Linked DNA regions of Homo sapiens: region 2 is linked to region 1. A link is an interaction called in ENCODE POLR2A ChIA-PET data of the cell type or tissue named here. Cell type or tissue: Caco-2. All regions are shown on one strand. Each heading gives the region's core, and the rest is flanking DNA. Links, peaks and the distances in the headings are about the cores only. Region 1 overlaps LOC105375070 (a long non-coding RNA gene). Region 2 holds the start of MAD2L1BP (MAD2L1 binding protein).

Region 1 (8,330 bases), core at 96-8,095:
GGACAAAGTGGTACCTCTCCACCCCCAGCCCCCAGCCAGCCTCCAAGCCTCCCCATCACCCACTGCCACCTGACACCACCTGCCACACTGCCCGAGAGCATCCAAGAAAAGGCCAAAGTCTTCAGAACAAGGTCCCTGCTGAGTGGGAGGGGGGTAAGTCACAGGACCTGAGGTGATGTCAGAGCATAAGGACATCAGAAACCTAGTAAAGGCTGAGCCCTGGGCAGAGGGCACAGCTGACCGCCTAGGCCTGTGTAGGCCTGGCACCCCTGGGGCACAGCTGGCCATGGCAGCACTCCACTTTAAATAAACCAAGGTCATCATGTGCCATTCTCTGCATGGGGCTGGGGCCTCCTTATCTCTCCCACCCACCCACCCCCAGCTTAAATCATCTGTCATCACACGTAAGTCAAATTTGCCCATTCACCAAACACAGGGAGACAGATGTAGAGGCAGTGTAGGCATGAGTCACTTCAGAGCCCCAGATGAAGGAGCCACATGCGCAGCATCATGTGTGCCACCACACTCGGCAATTTTTTTCTTTTCTTTTTCTTTCTTTCTTCTTTTTCTTTTTTTTTCTTTTTTTTTCTTTTTTTTTTTTTTTTTTCAGATAGGGGGTTCTCACTATGTCGCCCAGGCAAAAAATGAAGGAATTCTGACACAGGCTACAACATAAATGAACCTCAAGGACATCATGCTAAGTGAACTGAGCCAGTCACATAAAGACAAATACTGTATGATTCCACTTATTTGAGATACATGGGATAGTCAAATTCATAGTAACTGACCAGGGAATGGAGGACAGTGGGGCCTCCGCAGGAGTCTGCCCATTGCCACTGGACGCAGCGAAGGATCAGGGATGTCTCCCGCTTTTGCTCCAAGGCTTTTGGCTCCAGGGTGCCTCTGAGAGTAACAACGATGCCAAGGAACCAGCCAAAATAATCACATCAGAGAGACTGTGACGGAAGACAAGGCCAGCACTCTACAGAAGGCCTCATGGTCTTCTCTCTGATCCCCTGATACCAAGAGTGAACCAGGCAGCCAGCAAGGTGTAAGGAGAACAGACACAGAATGTCCTGGGCCCCTCTGTGGGAGCAGAACAGCCCTGAGAATCCATGATTCTGTGACTTGGGGCAGGGGACACAGAGGACAAAGAAAGGGGAGAGCAACAGCCCTCCTCCAGCCCCTCCTCTTGACCTGCCACCTCCACCTGAGTCCACACCTGGAGAAGTGACTGTTCACATGGACGAAGTGTGGCCAGATTCGAGGTTACAAACCTGCTGCCGCAGCTCACTCAGCCCTTGCCCCAGCCCAGCCCCAGGAGCCCTTCATGAAGGTCTGAGAACCAGCAGTTTCCCTTGCTAGGGGCCCCTGCAGGGCAGGGGGAGACGAAGACCCAGTGTGCAGCAGGATGCCGGAGAACAGGACTGATAGGGGCTCAGAGCTGCAACAGAAGAAACTGAGGGTGGCATGAGGAAGGACTGCCTGCACGACAAAAGACAATTTAATTTGATTAACAAATACTGGCTGAGTGCCAGCTCTGGATCAGGCACTGTGTTTAGGTGCTGGGCCATAAGAGATGTAGAAAATGTATTCTATGCCCCCAAAGAGCTGAGACTGTAACATCATAATAATGACAGCCAGCATCAGCACAGTGTTTATGAGGTGCTAAGCTCTGTCCTCAGTGCTTTTCATGTCATTTGATCCTTTCAACCAACCTTCTAAGCTAGATAACATTATTATTCCCATTTCAAAGATGGCAAAGACACGGAGGCGTATGAGAGTTGAGTAACCTGCCAAGGCTGCATAGCCACGAGCCAGGTTTGGAATCTGGCACTCTGGCTCCAGGGCCCTCGCTCCAGCCATGTTGCTCTCCATCCGCCTTCTGTATGGCAGTGGCAGGTCATCATGTGCCCATTCTCCGCATGGGGCTGGGGCCTCCTTATCTCTCCCACCTGCCCACCCCCAGCTTAAATCATCTGTTATCACACGTAGGTCAAATTCACCCATTCACCGAACACATGCTGAGCACCCACTACATGCCAGGCCCTATGCTGGTGCTGGCCCTTAACGAGTTCTTTGCCTGGTGGGTGACGTCATCCAGATAAACACAGGGAGACAGACGTAGAAGCAGTGTAGGTGTGAGTCACTTCAGAACCCCAGATGAAGGAGCCACATGCACAGCATCAAGAACTAGGGCCATTCATGAAAAGTATAAACTTGTGTGCATCAAAAGACTCTACCAACAGAGTAAAAAAGTGGTCCACAGTATGGGAGAAAATATTTGCAAATTATATATCTGGTAAAGGATTGATACCCAGAATATATAGGGAACTCCTAAAACCCAATAACAGCAACAAAAATTCAAAAATGGGCAAAAAGACTTGAGTAGACCTTTCTCCAAAGATGATATACAAATGGCCAATAAGCACATGAAAAGATGCTCAACATCACTAATTATTAGGGAAATGCAAATCAAAACCACAATGAGATATCACTTCATACCCATCAGGATGGCTACTATGCAGAAAGCAGAGAATATGGAGAAAATGGAACACTCTGCACTGTTAGTGGGAATGTAAAATGGTGCAGCCACTGTGGAAAATATGTATAATGGTTCCTCAAAAAATTAAAAATAGAATTGCCATAGGATCCAGAAATTCCACTTCTGGGTGTATACGTAAACCCAAAAGAATTGAAAGCCAGGTCTCAAAGAGATACTTGTACACCCATGTTCATAGCAGCATTATTCACAATAACCCGAAGCTGGAGGCAACCCAAGGGTCCATCAATAGATAAAAGGACAAGCAAGATTATTTAACATTTAAAATATTTAAAATGAAGAAATTCCTTTTTTTTTTTTGAGATAGGCTCTTGTTCTGTTGCCCAGGCTGGCGTGCCATCGCATGATTGCAGCCCACGACAGCCTCAACCTCCTGGGCCCAAACCATGCTCCCACCTCAGCCTCCTGAATAGCTGAGATCACAGGCACACCACCGCACTCAGCAATTTTTTTTCTTTTTTCTTTTCTTTTTCTTTCTTTCTTTTTGTTTTTTTGTTTTGTTTTGTTTTGTTTTTTGTTTTTATAGATAGGGGGTTCTCACTATGTTGCCCAGGTGAAAAACGAAGGAATTCTGACACAGGCTACGGCATAAATGAACCTCGAGGACATCATGCTAAGTGAAATAAGCCAGTCACACAAAGACAAATACTGTGTGATTCCACTTATTTGAGATACATGGGATAGTCAAATTCATAGTAACTGAAAGTAAAATGGTGGTTGCCAGGGACTGGAGGGAGGGGAATGGGGAGTTAGTGTTTAATACAGAGCTTCAGTTTTGCAAGATGAAGAGTCCTAGAGATGCATGGTAGTGATGGTTACACAGCGATGTGAATGTACTTAATACCACTGAACTGTACATTTAAAAACGACTAAGAGGGTACATTTTGTTACATGTATTTTACCTCAATAAAACACATCTTTAAAAAAATAGAAGAAGCAGCTAGGCGCAAAGTATAACTCCAAGGCCAGCCAGCCTCAGAGGAGAAAGTCTCCTTGATGCAGACACAGCAGAGGCAGCAAAGAAAGCAGCACCGGGGAGAGCCAAGTGTGTGACGGCAGAGCTGGCCTCAGCCACCAAGCCTGGCCGTGTTCTAGATGTGTCACTTCCCTGCTCTAGGGTTCAGTTTCCTCACCTGTCTAGTGGGATCAGTGAAACCTGCTCTGCCAAACCCGTATGCAGAGCTTGGAAAATGATAAGCCGCAAGTATGCAATGTTATGACACAGATAATAACTGTGAAAAAGCCGCGGTCAGGAATCTGATGGAAGTCTTTAGATTTGAACACTTGAAACAAGACACGTTCAAACTATCATGAGAGGTCTGTGAATCACAAGGAGGAAAGGAGCACTAGCTTGAGATAAAGCCTTCCCAGAAGGAGAAACAGCGCTTTCTGCAGCTGCTTTCCTGAGAGGATAATCTTGTCCATCTCTGTGCCTCCTCCCTGCCAGTCAGAGGCCCTGCCCTGCCCCTAGGGAGCCACCGGGCTGCACAGAGGCAGAAGCAGCCTGCAGACACAGAGCCCAGGGTGGTGGCAGATGAATCCAGCCTGGCTGAGCTCAGGGCCAATAGATTCTCACTAGGGGAGGAAGCAGAGGGGGACATGGGCTGGATGTGGTAAGCCTTGAAAGCTTTCTGGAGGACTGGCTGAGCCACTGTGGTGGGGAAACAGCAGGCACACAGCCCATCACCCATGGTGGCAAAAAGCATGGACTTTGACACGGTACAGACCAGGGTCAAGTCTGCTCTGCCTCTTGCTCTGTGTGATCTTGAGCAGTGATGTGAGCTGAGCTTCCCTTCTCCTCTGGTAAAATGGGGGTGTGATATGCACCCTTCTCACAGGGCACTTGTACAGATTACAAGTGAATCTACGTGCTATGCCCAGGACCCAACAAAGGGCAGCCTTTGTTATCATTATTAGTGCCTATTACTAATATAAGTGTTTTCCAAGGCTGGGAGGTGAGACAGAGATGGAAGATGGGAGAAAGACTGCGACTGTGGTCGGGTCGAGTCAGGGTCACACTGGGGCACCTTCCAGGTCTGGTGGGACATGAATGTGTATAGGGGAAGGAGATAGTAAGGGTCCCAGGGTCCTGCCCTAGCCAAGGCCTGACCCTCTGAGGTCTAAGACATACCCTCACCTCCCATTCGGCTAGGAGAGTCCCCCACCTCCTACTGTGGGAATCTGTCCTGTCAGAGCTGGGGGGAAGCACCCTAGATAAATCTTACCCTCCCTTTGGGGTTTACAGGTTGGTTCCCTGTGCTGTTAGCCATTAAAGACAGATCCCTCCTCATGACCCAAGGCTAACCAGGAGAGCTCCAGGAGGCAGCCTCTATGAGGATGTATTTAAAGGAAGCCCCAGCCTCCTCTTCAGGCAGGCCACCCCTCTTTCACCACCTCCCACCCATCCGCCCAACCGTCTTCACACACAAGGACACCTGGGTCTATTGGTGACCCAACAGGTAATCATTAACCCTGAGAGGAGGCACTGGCCCTTTAAGGCTGCCCTGGGAAGAGATGACAAAATCACACCACTGGACTTTGTGCCCTGAGGCTGTTAGGGAAAACAAGACCCGGGAGTGCGAGAGCCTCAGCTGGGAATCCCAGAGAGCCACTTCTGTCAGCCTTCCTCCCTCTGACTCCTCTCTGATAGGCTTGCCCTGCATGTGAATAATGGTAACTCCGCTATGCATGCAGGTCCAGGGGAGTGGTACCCTCTCTGATAGGCATCCTCTCTCCCTGGATCATTAGGCTTTGTTCATACCCCACCTCCTTCTGACAAGGGTCTCAGTCTGGGCTATCCTTTCAATGCCCATCGTGTGAAAAGGGGGACCATGGTAAGGACCACCCCAGCTACACCCAGCACCCAGCCCAGAGCCCAAGGTACTGACCCACAGAAGGCACTGGCCTCGTAAAGGCAACTGGGTGGTGGCATCCACGGAGAGAGCACAGGGGTGGGAATCAGGACTATTAGGTTCTAGACCCTGCTCCGCCCTGGGTCACTGTGGGGCCTCTGGTGTGTCTCAGCCAATCTCTGATCCCGGTGTCTACACGCAGGCAACGGGCCCTCTCACTGCCAGCTAGTCCTGTGGCTTTGCAGCCCTCGGTAGCAGTGATGGAACAGGGGGTGCTGATGCAGGGGATAGCCACTACTGTCCCTCCTCCTTGTGAACCAGGACCACAAACAGGTCACAGGCACATCTTGGACTAACCAAGATGAGCAAAGCTCTCTTAAACAGCTTACACCAAATAAGTGATTAAGAATCTTTCAAGGGCCTCAAGTGCCAGCGCCTCTGGGAAGCCTTCTCTGACTGTCCCAACCTTTGGCTCCAGTGCTGAGGAACTGCTCTGGTAAATATCTCATCTCCCTGATTGGTTTGTGACCTCTTTGAGGTAAAGGAACTGTATCATCTTCAACACAGAGAGCCAGAGCAAGCACGGTCCCAATATTTTCTGAGTGAATAGATGCATTGACATCAATGGTGTTTAAATATCAGCTCTGCACACAGAAGGAAGCCCCAGGTCTGAGTGATGATGTGCAGGTTTGGCCAAGGATGGGCCCAAGTTCTTTCACAGCTGGGTGACCTCAAGAAACAATCTGACCTCCCTGGCTCTCCTTTGGCCCAGATCCCATAAGCTGGTCAGTTAGTGACCATTGATCAGGAGTCTGCTGTCTGCAGGGCCCTGGGGAGGTTGTCAGAGGGCCACATGGCTCAGTTGTTTTTGGTTCCTTATGAAAAACTCTGAGAAAAACAGCATGAAGAAATCAGGACAGATTAGGCAGACCAAAGATGGGAATAAGATGCAAAGAATAGGCTGGAAGTAACCCCAGGAGACCTCCTAGGGGAGGTGAGTTCTGAAATAGAAACCCAGGACATCCATCCCACTCATTCATTAATTCATTCAGTCATCCATCCATTGAAGCAGCAGACATTATTAGAAGCCAGGCCCTGAGAATGTAAATGAACACAGCCCTTCCCTCAAGTTGTTGACAGTCTCGCTGGGCAGCCAGCATCTAAACTCAGGTGACCACACAGTCTGAGATATGACCTAATAGATACAGACCACATGCCAGAAAATAGAAGAGTGGAAAGCCTCTCAGGAGGGTTTATCTTGAAGGAACCCCCCACCAAAATCTGCTCAGCTGATCTGAGCTTTTACGGGAGCAGGAAATGCAGGTAATGAAAGAAGGGGCGAAAGAACCTTTGTAAAGCAACAGTTACCTGGCAGGTAAACAAGGTTAATGGAGACCTGTTGTTTTTCCAGGTTCTTGGTGACCTCACCTTTGACCAACAATTTCCTGGCACTAGCTCAGGCTGCCAAGGGGGGAAGAGGGGGAGGAAGAAGAGGGTAAACAGCAGGTGAGGCCAAAGGTGGCCCTAGAAGGCAAGGGACACATTCCAAAATGTCTCCCCAGCCTGAGGCCTGCAGCAGAGCCCAAAGTCCAATAGGGAACCCACACCCGCATTCCAGTCATCAAAAACACCATAAATACTGGATTACCCACCAGAAAGGATGCTTTCCGCTGCCTAGGAATGCCTCCCTTTCCCCAAGCTGAGGCCCAGTTCCCCACCTCCCCAAGTGTCCCCTTGTCCAGGAGGCCTTCTAGATCAGCTGGAAGGAGCTGAGGATTTCCACTTGGGCATGACCTGTTCCTCCTACCACCTCTTCCTCTTCTGCAATATCATTAACAACCAACCTTTAGGGGAAACTCCCTCTCTTCACTTCATTCCCTTCAGCCCAGACTGGCCAGTGGGAGAGCCCCAGAGCCATGTGGTGCTGCAATCCTGCTGGGCACTCAAAGAAGAAGCCCTGAAATTTCTCAGCCAGCAGCCAGGTTCCCGGCTCACTCTGCCACTCACAGGCTGCATGACCCTGGGTGAGTCACCAGACCTCAGTGTTGTCACCTGAAAAACAGGGATGCTGATGAGAAACACAGTCACATGGCTTTTGAAAGGAGCAAAGGAGATAATGTACAAAGTAAAATTAGGCATTATTATTCTAAATGCTGGATGTTACCAGAGATCACCCAAACTTCTAATTTTACTGATGAGGAAACTAAGGTCCAGAAAAGACATTTTAAAATAAAAGGATTTGGGTCCTCTCTCCTCTTCCTTCTCCTCCTCCTATGACTTATCTTCTTAGTTCAGCCTGGCCTTCTAAATACAGGTTTCTAAACTTTGTAAGGCAGAAATCCCTTGGAGAATCTGATAAAAGATAAGGACTTTCTTTCCCCAAAGGACATTCATTCACATACCCCCAAGACTGTGCAGGTAATTTCAGAGGGCTCGTGTGTTCCAGGCTGGGGCTCTGCTCTATGGCAGAGCAGAAAAAGAGAGGCTGTCCGTTCTTGGGTCAAGTCTCCCACAGCCACAGCCACAGCCCCAGGAAAGCAGGAAATAACAAGGGGCCAAGCCTGAACTTCAGGGATCAAACCTCACCCTGAGAGTCCCCCAAAGCCCAGTCCTCAAGGCCCTGGGAAGAAAGTCCCATTTAATCCCCCTCCAAACTCCTCACTACCCTCTCCCTTACCCCCACCCATCCTCTCTCAATCCACCTAAAACCCCCACCCACCCACAGCTCTTCTTTTGAACTGGTTAATTCTGTTCTGGTCTTTGAAAGTCAAACAGAATCTTAGAGACCATCTGTACAAACCTCTTTATCTTTACAGATGAGAACTATAAACAACGAAAGGCATACTGACTTGCCTGAAGTCACCCAGATAATCAGGACAAGAGCCAGGCTACATTCACCAACTCAGTCCCATGGG
Region 2 (8,330 bases), core at 297-8,296, 170 kb after region 1:
CCTGTGCCATGACGACGGTGCCCATGAGTGGAGGAGCCTGAAGCTCGCTAAAGGCATCAGCCATGAATATGGCTCGGAAGAGACGGCGCAAACAAGCTGCTGTGCTCAGGCTCTGGTCCACGCTGTAGGGGGCCAGCAGAGACAAGTCGAGTTCATAGAACTCCTTGGGGCTTAGGGCATTGCCCCCAAGGAGAATCAGCACTCGCGGTACTAGTGTCCGTGCAAAGAAGTCCTCCAGGTGGCTGAGGACACTCTCCAGTTCTGCCAGGGCTTGTTGGCATTTCCTGCTGCTCACCTCAGTGGTGGCCCGAGGTTTCTTCTTCAGCATCTCCTCTGCCTGTGAGGACAAAGAATGGTGGGAGAGAAGAACAAGGCAGGGGGAAGCTAATGCTCTTTGAAAAGAACCCTGCTGGGATGTGTACATAGACTTACAGGACTTAATTTCTAGCTCAATGAACCGCCACAGCCAAAACACTGTGTTTTATCAGAGGGTATTATACTGAAAAGGAAAATATATTATTTGTACAAAACCATAATTCTCCCACATTTAGAACAGCAAACACAGTGTTCTGAAGGTGGAGGATATCCAGATATAAGCAACTAAAATAGAAATTTGGTGACATGACAAAGTGACAACAAATTTTTGCTGTATGGGGAGTGATAACAGGAATGAGGATTATTTGGTCTAATAAACATGACTTTGAACTTGTTCTTCCACTTAAACATAGTAAACTGAACACATGCTTATTTGCACTTCCACCTGAAATATTACAAAATGAGAGAAAAGAAATTAAGAAACAAATGAAGGAAAGAAGAGGAAAGACTGACAAAGAAAACTCCCAAGAGGAAAGAACTGGAAACTACACAACACTAGCCAAATGCAAACACAGAAGTTTTGGAAGATAGAAGATGAAGAGTTGGCTGGGCGCAGTGGCTTACGCCTGTAATCCCAGCACTTTGAGAGGCCGAGGCGGGCGGATCACAAGGTCAGGAGATCAAGACCATCCTGGCTAACATGGCGAAACCCTGTCTCTACTAAAAATACAAAAAATTAGCCGAGTGTGGTGGTGGATGCCTGTAGTCCCAGCTACTAGGGAGGCTGAGGCAGGAGAATAGCCTGAACCCAGGAGGCAGAGCTTGCAGTGAGCTGAGATCACGCCACTGCACTCTAGCCTGGGTGACAGAGCGAGACTCTGTCTCAAAAAAAAAAAAAGAAAGAAGATGAAGAGTTAAGAGTTCAAGAGAGCTGAATACCAAGTGCTGACAGAAGGGACCCCCAAGGGATGCAAACTGATCCACACAGCAGAACCCCAGAAAGGTTTAGGAAGTGGTGATACAGGCACCACAGAGGCAAGAGTGAATATAGGGGAAATGAATGAAAATCTGTGTGAAGATGCTTAGATCATCTGCCAAATTTCTCCCCCATCCAGAGGGAAGACTTTCCAATCCCCACAAAGAGATCACCAGGTTCCCACCTAATCTCCTTATAGTGAAGTCTATCAGCTCATAAGGCCCAGGCATGCACACACAGCTTGCAATGATTTATTCTTTTTTTTTTTTTTGAGACAGAGTTTCGCTCTTTCGCCCAGGCTGGAGTACAGTGGCGCAATCTCGGCTCACTGCAACCTCCGCCTCCCGGGTTCACACCATTCTCCTGCCTCAGCCTCCCGAGTAGCTGGGACTACAGGCGCCCACCACCACGCCCGGCTAATTTTTTGTATTTTTAGTAGAGACAGGGTTTCACCATGTTAGCCAGGATGGTCTCAATCTCCTGACCTCGTGATTCGCCTGCCTCAGCCTCCCAAAGTGTTGGGATTACAGGCGTGAGCCACCGCGCCCGGCCAATTTATTCTTAAATATTCACCAGACACAGAATAAAACTCTCCAACATGAAAGTCAAAGTCCAGAACAAAACAAATGGGGAATGGATTCTAGAAGAAACTGAGATGCCGCAAGGAACAAAGAAAAACTTAAAAATTCAATAATTAATATCCTCAGGCAAAAGAAGTTCATGGCCTGGCGCAGTGGCTCACACCTGTAATCCCAACAACACTTTGGGAGGCTGAGGCAGGTGGATAACCTGAGGTCAGGACTTCGAGACCAGCCTGGCCAACATGGTGAAACTCCATCTCTACTAAAAATACAAAAATTAGCCAGGTGGGCCAGGAGCAGTGGCTCACGCCTGTAATCCCAGCACTTTGGGAGGCCAAGGCGGGCGGATCACTTGAGGTCAGGAGTTTGAGAGCAGCCTAGCCAACATTGCGATACCCTGTCTCTACTAAAAATACAAAATTTAACCAGGTGTGGTGGCACATGCCTGTAATCCCAGCTACTTCGAGGCTGAGGCAGGAGAATCGCTTGAACCCAAAGTGGAGGTTGCAGTGAGCCGAGATCGCTCCACTGCACTCCAGCCTGGGCCACACAAGAGCGAGACTCCTTCTCAAAAAAAGAAACAAACAGGCGGAGCACGGTGGCTCATGCCTGTAATCCCAGCACTTTGGGAGGCTGAGGCAGGCGGATCACCTGAGGTCAGGAGTTCAAGACCAGCCTGGCCAACATGGTGAAACCCCGTCTATACTAAAAATACAAAAATTAGCTGGACATGGTGGCGCATGCCTATAATCCCAGGTACTCAGGAGGCTGAGACAGGAGAAGCACTTGAACCTGGGAGGCGGAGGTTGCAGTGAGCCAACATGGCACGACTGCACTCCAGCCTGGGTGACAGAGTGAAACTCCCTATCAAAAACAAACAAACAAACAAAAAATTAGCTGGGTGTGGTGGTGCATGCCTGTAATCCCAGCTACTGGGGAGGCTGAGGCAGGAGAATCACTTGAACCTGGGAGATTGGGGTTGCAGTGAGCTGCGATCATGCCACTGTCCTCCAGCCTGGGTGACAAGGCGAGACTCTGTCTCAAAAAAAAAAAAAAAAAAGAAGAAAAAAGAAGTCCATACAGAAATTAAACAACAGGATGCTATTAAAGAAACATGCAGGCCAGGCGCGGTAGTTCACGCCTGTAATCCCAGCACTTTGGGAGAGGCCAAGGCGGGCAGATCACTTGAGGTCAGGAGTTCGAGACCAGCCTGGTCAACATGGTGAAACCCCGTCTCTACCAAAAATACAAAAATAAGCTGGGCATGGTGGCACGTGCCTGTAATCCTAGCTACTGGGGAGGCTGAGGCATGAGAATCGCTTGAACCTGGGACATGGAGGCTGCAGTGAGCCGAGATCACGCCATTGCATTCCAGCCTGGGCAACAAGAGAGAGACTCTGTCTCAAAACATAAAATAAATAAATTAATTAAAATACAAAAATTAGCTGGGTGTGGTGGCAGGAGCCTGTAATCCTAGCTACTCGGGAGGCTGAGGCAGCAGAATCGCTTGAACCTGGGAGGCGGAGGTTGCAGTGAGCTGAGATCTCGCCACTGCACTCTAGCCTGGGCAACAGAGCAAGACTCTGTCTCAAAAGAAAAAAATGCAAAGAGCCAGTTCATTAAGTCCAAATGCAACACGTGAGTTTCAGAAAGAAAGAACAGTTGAAAAAGCCAGAAGGGTTAGGCTACCAAAGACTAGAGTGGGGAGAAAGTGACCGAAGCCCTGGAAGCTGCTTATTCTCTCAGGCTTTGAAGATTTCTTAGACCCCCTTTCTACCTGCCTCCCATCTAAGAGCCACAAAGTCTTCCCACCAACTTGCTCCCAAAGCCTGTGCCTACCTGGGGAGAAGGTTTTCGGTAAAAGTGCTTAAGCTGTTCATAGGGCAGAGGGAGCTGCTGGCGTTGATACATGATATGCTTTAGAAGTTCACAAGTAAACTGACAGCAGCCTTCCTGGCTCACAGGCCCAGGAAACACCACTGGTACCATGCAGTCTCTTGGGCAAAAGGCCTCCGAAGCGTTGAGAGGTTCCTGCGTAGAGCTTGTCTCAAGTAGTTCTATCTGGGAGGCGTGAGTTTCTTCGGACTTCTCATACCACTCCAAATCTGGTAGATGAAAAGAGGGACAAGAGAGAAAAATTAAAAACCTAAAAGCCAGTCAGTCTTCTCATTCCCTGTGGCCGACAAACCAGCCACCCTGAAAAAGCAGGCACTCCGACATACGCCCATATCCTCCGCAGCCTACAGTATGGGCCGTGGCAGGGAGAGATTCCTGATCCCTGTTGCCTGAGGAGATTTAATCGACTGCAAGATAGTGGGGGGATTTCGGAGGGCTCCCCGCTCAGAAAGCTGCGGGACTTGATCTGGGGAAATGAGTCAAAAGTGTAGTCAAGCAGGGTCCAGTGCGACCCAGGGCGATGGAGTCACAGCCAGAGCCGTGTAGGACACCCGGAAGACAGGGAAGACGGGCTAGGGAGAGGACCAGCGGATAAACGAATGGATGGCGCGGCGGTAGGGAAGAAACAAGTCCCCAAGGCTCCCCAAACTCTTGGCCCCACGCCTTACCAGGGACTGCGGCTGAGGACAGAACCTCCGCCTCCGGCGCCGCCATCACGACCTCCCCTCCGCTACTCCTTGCGGTTAGAATAAAGGTCTCGCGGGGCATCATGGGAAGCCCGCGCCTCCACTTCCGGCTCAGTTGGGTCGGAAAAAAGGCGCGGCGTCGCCGCAGTGTGGGGGAGGTTAAGTGGAGCTGGGATTTGAACCCTGCGTTCCTCCTTTAACACCCTGGCAAATGTACGCCTAACCCTTGCCCAGCAGGGAACCCAGGAGTTCTCAGCCACTGAGCGCTGCTTTCTAAAAGACACCAGCCCTCTTGCATCTATTCACTCCAGCATTCACTACTCACTGTGCACCTACTTCGTGCCAGGCCCTGTCCTAGGTGCTGGAGACAGCGGAGAACAAGCCAGGCGCGGGCCCCGTGCTCAAGGGGTTCACTGCCTGTAGATACAATACAATGTGATGAATTATACAGAAAAGTGTACACGGGGTGTGGAAGTGAAAAACAAGGGTGGCTGACCCACAGAGGGTAGGGGCTGGGAAGGAGTGGTCCCAGAAGAAATGTGTGAAGCTGTGACCTGTAGGATAAGTCAACAAGGTAAAGAGGAGGGCCTAGTGCTCCTGGAGACCTTGAGACAAGAGCATACTCTGTACAAGGAATGAAAAGAGTTCATATTATAAAGAGTTAAGGCTGTAGTGAATAACAGGAGCCAGATCATGGCAGGACCGTATAAGCCACGTGAGAGTTTGGACTTGATCCTGTAGGCAGATGGGGAAGCCTTGAAAGGTTTAAGTAGGAGAGTGGCATGATTAAATTTACATCTTATAAATTTAATCTCTACCCTGGCTGCAGGATAGAGATTGGATTACAGAGAGGATAAGAGAGGAGGCAGGGATACCAGTTAGAGGTAGTGCAATTACCCGAGTACTTGATGAAAGCAGCCTAACCTAGCGTAGTCACAGTGGGGTGGAGATAATTGGGTAAACTCGAGATATTTAGGAGGTCCAGTGAACATAACTTGGGGATTGATTTACAAGGAGGAGGAGGAATAGAAATAGACTGAGAAGAGGCCAGGCACGGTGGCTCACGCCTGTAATCCTAGCACTTTGGGAGTCCAAGGCAGGTGGATCACGAGGTCAGGAGTTTGAGACCAGCCTGGCCAACATGGTGAAACGCTGTCTCTACTAAAAATACAAAATTTAGCCAGACATGGTGGCATGCACCTGTAATCCCAGCTACTCAGGAGGCTGAGGCAGGAGAATCGCTTGAAGCCGGGAGGCGGAGGTTGCAGTGAGCTGAGATCGCACCACTATACTCCAGCCTAGGTGACAGAGTGAGACTCCATCTCAAAAAAAAGAAAAAAAGAAAAAAAAGAAAGAGACTGACAAGAAAACAAGCAGGTTTCTGACTTCAGCAATTGTATGGGAAATTGTACCATTCAATGACAGAGGGAAGCAGGGTGCCGAGGCCAGGAGTTCAATACCAGCCAGGACAAGATTGGGGACCCTGTTTCTGCAAAATTAAAAATTTTTTTTTAAAGTTAGCCAGGTGTGGTGGTGCACAACTGTCGTCCTGGCTATTCTGGAGGCTGAAGCAGAGGATTGCTTGAGTCCAGGAGTTCGACACTTACAGTGAGCTATGATCATGCCACTGCACTTCAGCCTGGGCAGCAGAGCAAGACCATGACTCAAAAAAAAAAAAAAAAAGAAAAAAAGAAAAAAAAAAAGGATGGAGGAAACACTAAAATAGGAAATAAGACCAGGTTTGTTGGGGTGGGAGGTGAGTAGGAGAAAAGATGAGTTCAGCTTTTCACAGATTGAATTTGACATCTCCATAGGATAATGAATAGAGATATTTAGGAATGCCATTTGCAATAAAGGTATGTATTTAAGAGCCATCAGCATGTTAGTGAATAAGATCACCCAGGGAGGGTGTAGAATGAGAATGGGCTAGGATATTGAAGACACTAATGTTTAGGGGATGACCAGAGAGACAGAAGCTATGGAGAAGACTAAAGAGTACCCACAGGAGGATAAAGAAAAATAGACAAATGGCCGGGCAAGGTGGCTCATGCCTGTACTCCCAGCACTTTGGGAGGCTTAGGTGGGAGGATTGCTTGAGCCTGGGAGGTTGAGGCTACAGTGAGCTGTGATCGCACCACTGCCCTCCAGCCTGGGTGACAGAGGGAGACCCTGCCTCCAAAACCAAAATAGACAAGTGGGGCCAGGCATGGTGGCTCATGCCTGTAATCCCAGCACTTTGGGAATTCAAGGCAAGGGGAGTGCATCAATCCAGAAGTTTGAGACCAGTCTGGGCAACATAATGAGACCTTGTCCCTACCAATAAATAAATAAATAAATTAAATAAGTGTCAGGTCATGGAGGCCAAGAAAAGGGCGTGTTTCAGGAAGTAGGGACCAGAGGTCAAAACACACTATAAAAGTACAGCAATTAGAGGCCAGGCACAGTGGCTCACGCCTGTAATCCCAGCACTTTGGGAGGTCGAGGTGTGCAGATCACCTGAGGTCGGGAGTTTGAGACCAGCCTGACCAACATGGAGAAACCCCGTCTCTACTAAAAATACAAAATTAGCCAGGCGTGCTGGTGCATACCTATAATCTCAGCTACTTGGGAGGCTGAGGCAGGAGAATCCCTTGAACCTGGGAGGCGGAAGTTGTGGTGAGCTGAGGTCATGCCATTGTGCTCCAGCCTGGGTGACAGAGTGAGACTCCGCCTGGAAAAAAAAAAAAAAAAAGTACAATGATTAAAATACTGGGTCTGACTGGGCATGGCAGCTCCAGCCTATAATCCCAGCATTTTGGGAGGCCGAGGTGGGAGAATTGCTTAAGGGCAGAGGGATTGCTTGAGTCCAGAAGTTTTTTGTTGTTGTTTGTTTGTTTGTTTTTAGATGGAGTTTTGCTCGTGTTGCCCAGGCTGGAGTGCAATGGCGTGATCTTGGCTCACTGCAACCTCTGCCCCCAGGGTTCAAGCAATTCTCCTGCCTCAGCCTCCCAAGTAGCTGGGATTACAGGTGCCCACCACCACACCCAGCTAATTTTTTGTATTTTTAGTAGAGATGGGGTTTCACCATGTTGGCCAAGCTGGTCTTGAACTCCTGTCCTTAGGTGATCCACCTGCCTCAGCCTCCCAAAGTGCTGGGATTACAGGAGTGAGCCACCGCACCCGGCTGAGTCCAGAAGTTTAAGACCAGTCTGGGCAACATAGTGAGATCTTGTCTCTATTAAAAAAAAAAAAAAAAAAAAAAGACAAGTGTCAGGTCATGGAGGCCAAGAAAAGGATGTGTTTCAGGAAGTAGGGACCAGAGGTCAAAACATACTATAAAAGTACAATGATTAAAATACTGGATCTGGCTGGGCATAGTGGCTCACGCCTGTAATCCCAGCATTTTTGGGGAGGCCAAGGTGGGAGAACTGCTTGAGTCCAGGAGTTCAAGACCGGCCTGAGCAACACGGCAAACCCCTTCTTTACAAAAAATACAAAACTTAGCCAGGCATGGTGGCATGCCCCTGTAGTCCCAGCTACCTGGGGGGCTGAAGTGGAAGAATCACTCTCTAGGGTTGGAGGTTGCAGTGAGTCAAGATTGTGCCATTGCATTCCAGCCTGGGTGACAGAAGGAGACCCTACCTAAAAAAAAAAAAAAAAAAAAAAGTCAATCAATCAATCATTTTCTCTCTTCCTCCTCCTCGCCACCCTTAAAAAATAAACAGGGCCGGGCACGGTGGCTCACACCTGTAATCCCAGCACTTTGGGAGGCCAAGGCAGGCGGATCAACTGAGGTTGGGAGTTCGAGTCCAGCCTGACCAACACGGAGAAACCACCGTCTCTACTAAAAACACAAAATTAGCCGGGTGTGGTGGCATATGCCTGTAATCCCAGCTA

What was found. Peaks named below come from ENCODE experiments on the same cell type or tissue, not always from the same donor. Only the 100,000 strongest peaks of a DNase experiment are listed, where the experiment ranks them.
Region 2: POLR2A ChIA-PET joins it to region 1 with 13 read pairs; 5 of 35 experiments call an interaction of 5 or more read pairs at or near these places.

The regions. Positions count from the first base shown.
Region 1 is chr6:43,803,288-43,811,617 of GRCh38, reverse strand. All of the region lies in intron 1 of LOC105375070 (a long non-coding RNA gene), which reads right to left. Among named protein-coding and RNA genes, the nearest start is that of VEGFA, 37 kb to the right of the region's middle. RefSeq lists a silencer at 3,732-4,026. In Caco-2, for the core only: no CTCF peak of the experiment used is centred there; DNase peaks (open chromatin) are centred at 4,027, 5,077, 6,957, 7,387 and 3 weaker places; H3K4me3 peaks cover 573 bases.
Region 2 is chr6:43,632,028-43,640,357 of GRCh38, reverse strand. MAD2L1BP (MAD2L1 binding protein) reads right to left here and starts at 4,518. Exons shown (of 3, transcript NM_014628.3): 1 at 4,437-4,518; 2 at 3,712-3,977; 3 at 1-337. The coding sequence starts at 4,482. RefSeq lists enhancers at 1,966-2,752, 2,753-3,540. In Caco-2, for the core only: no CTCF peak of the experiment used is centred there; a DNase peak (open chromatin) is centred at 4,537; H3K4me3 peaks cover 1,450 bases.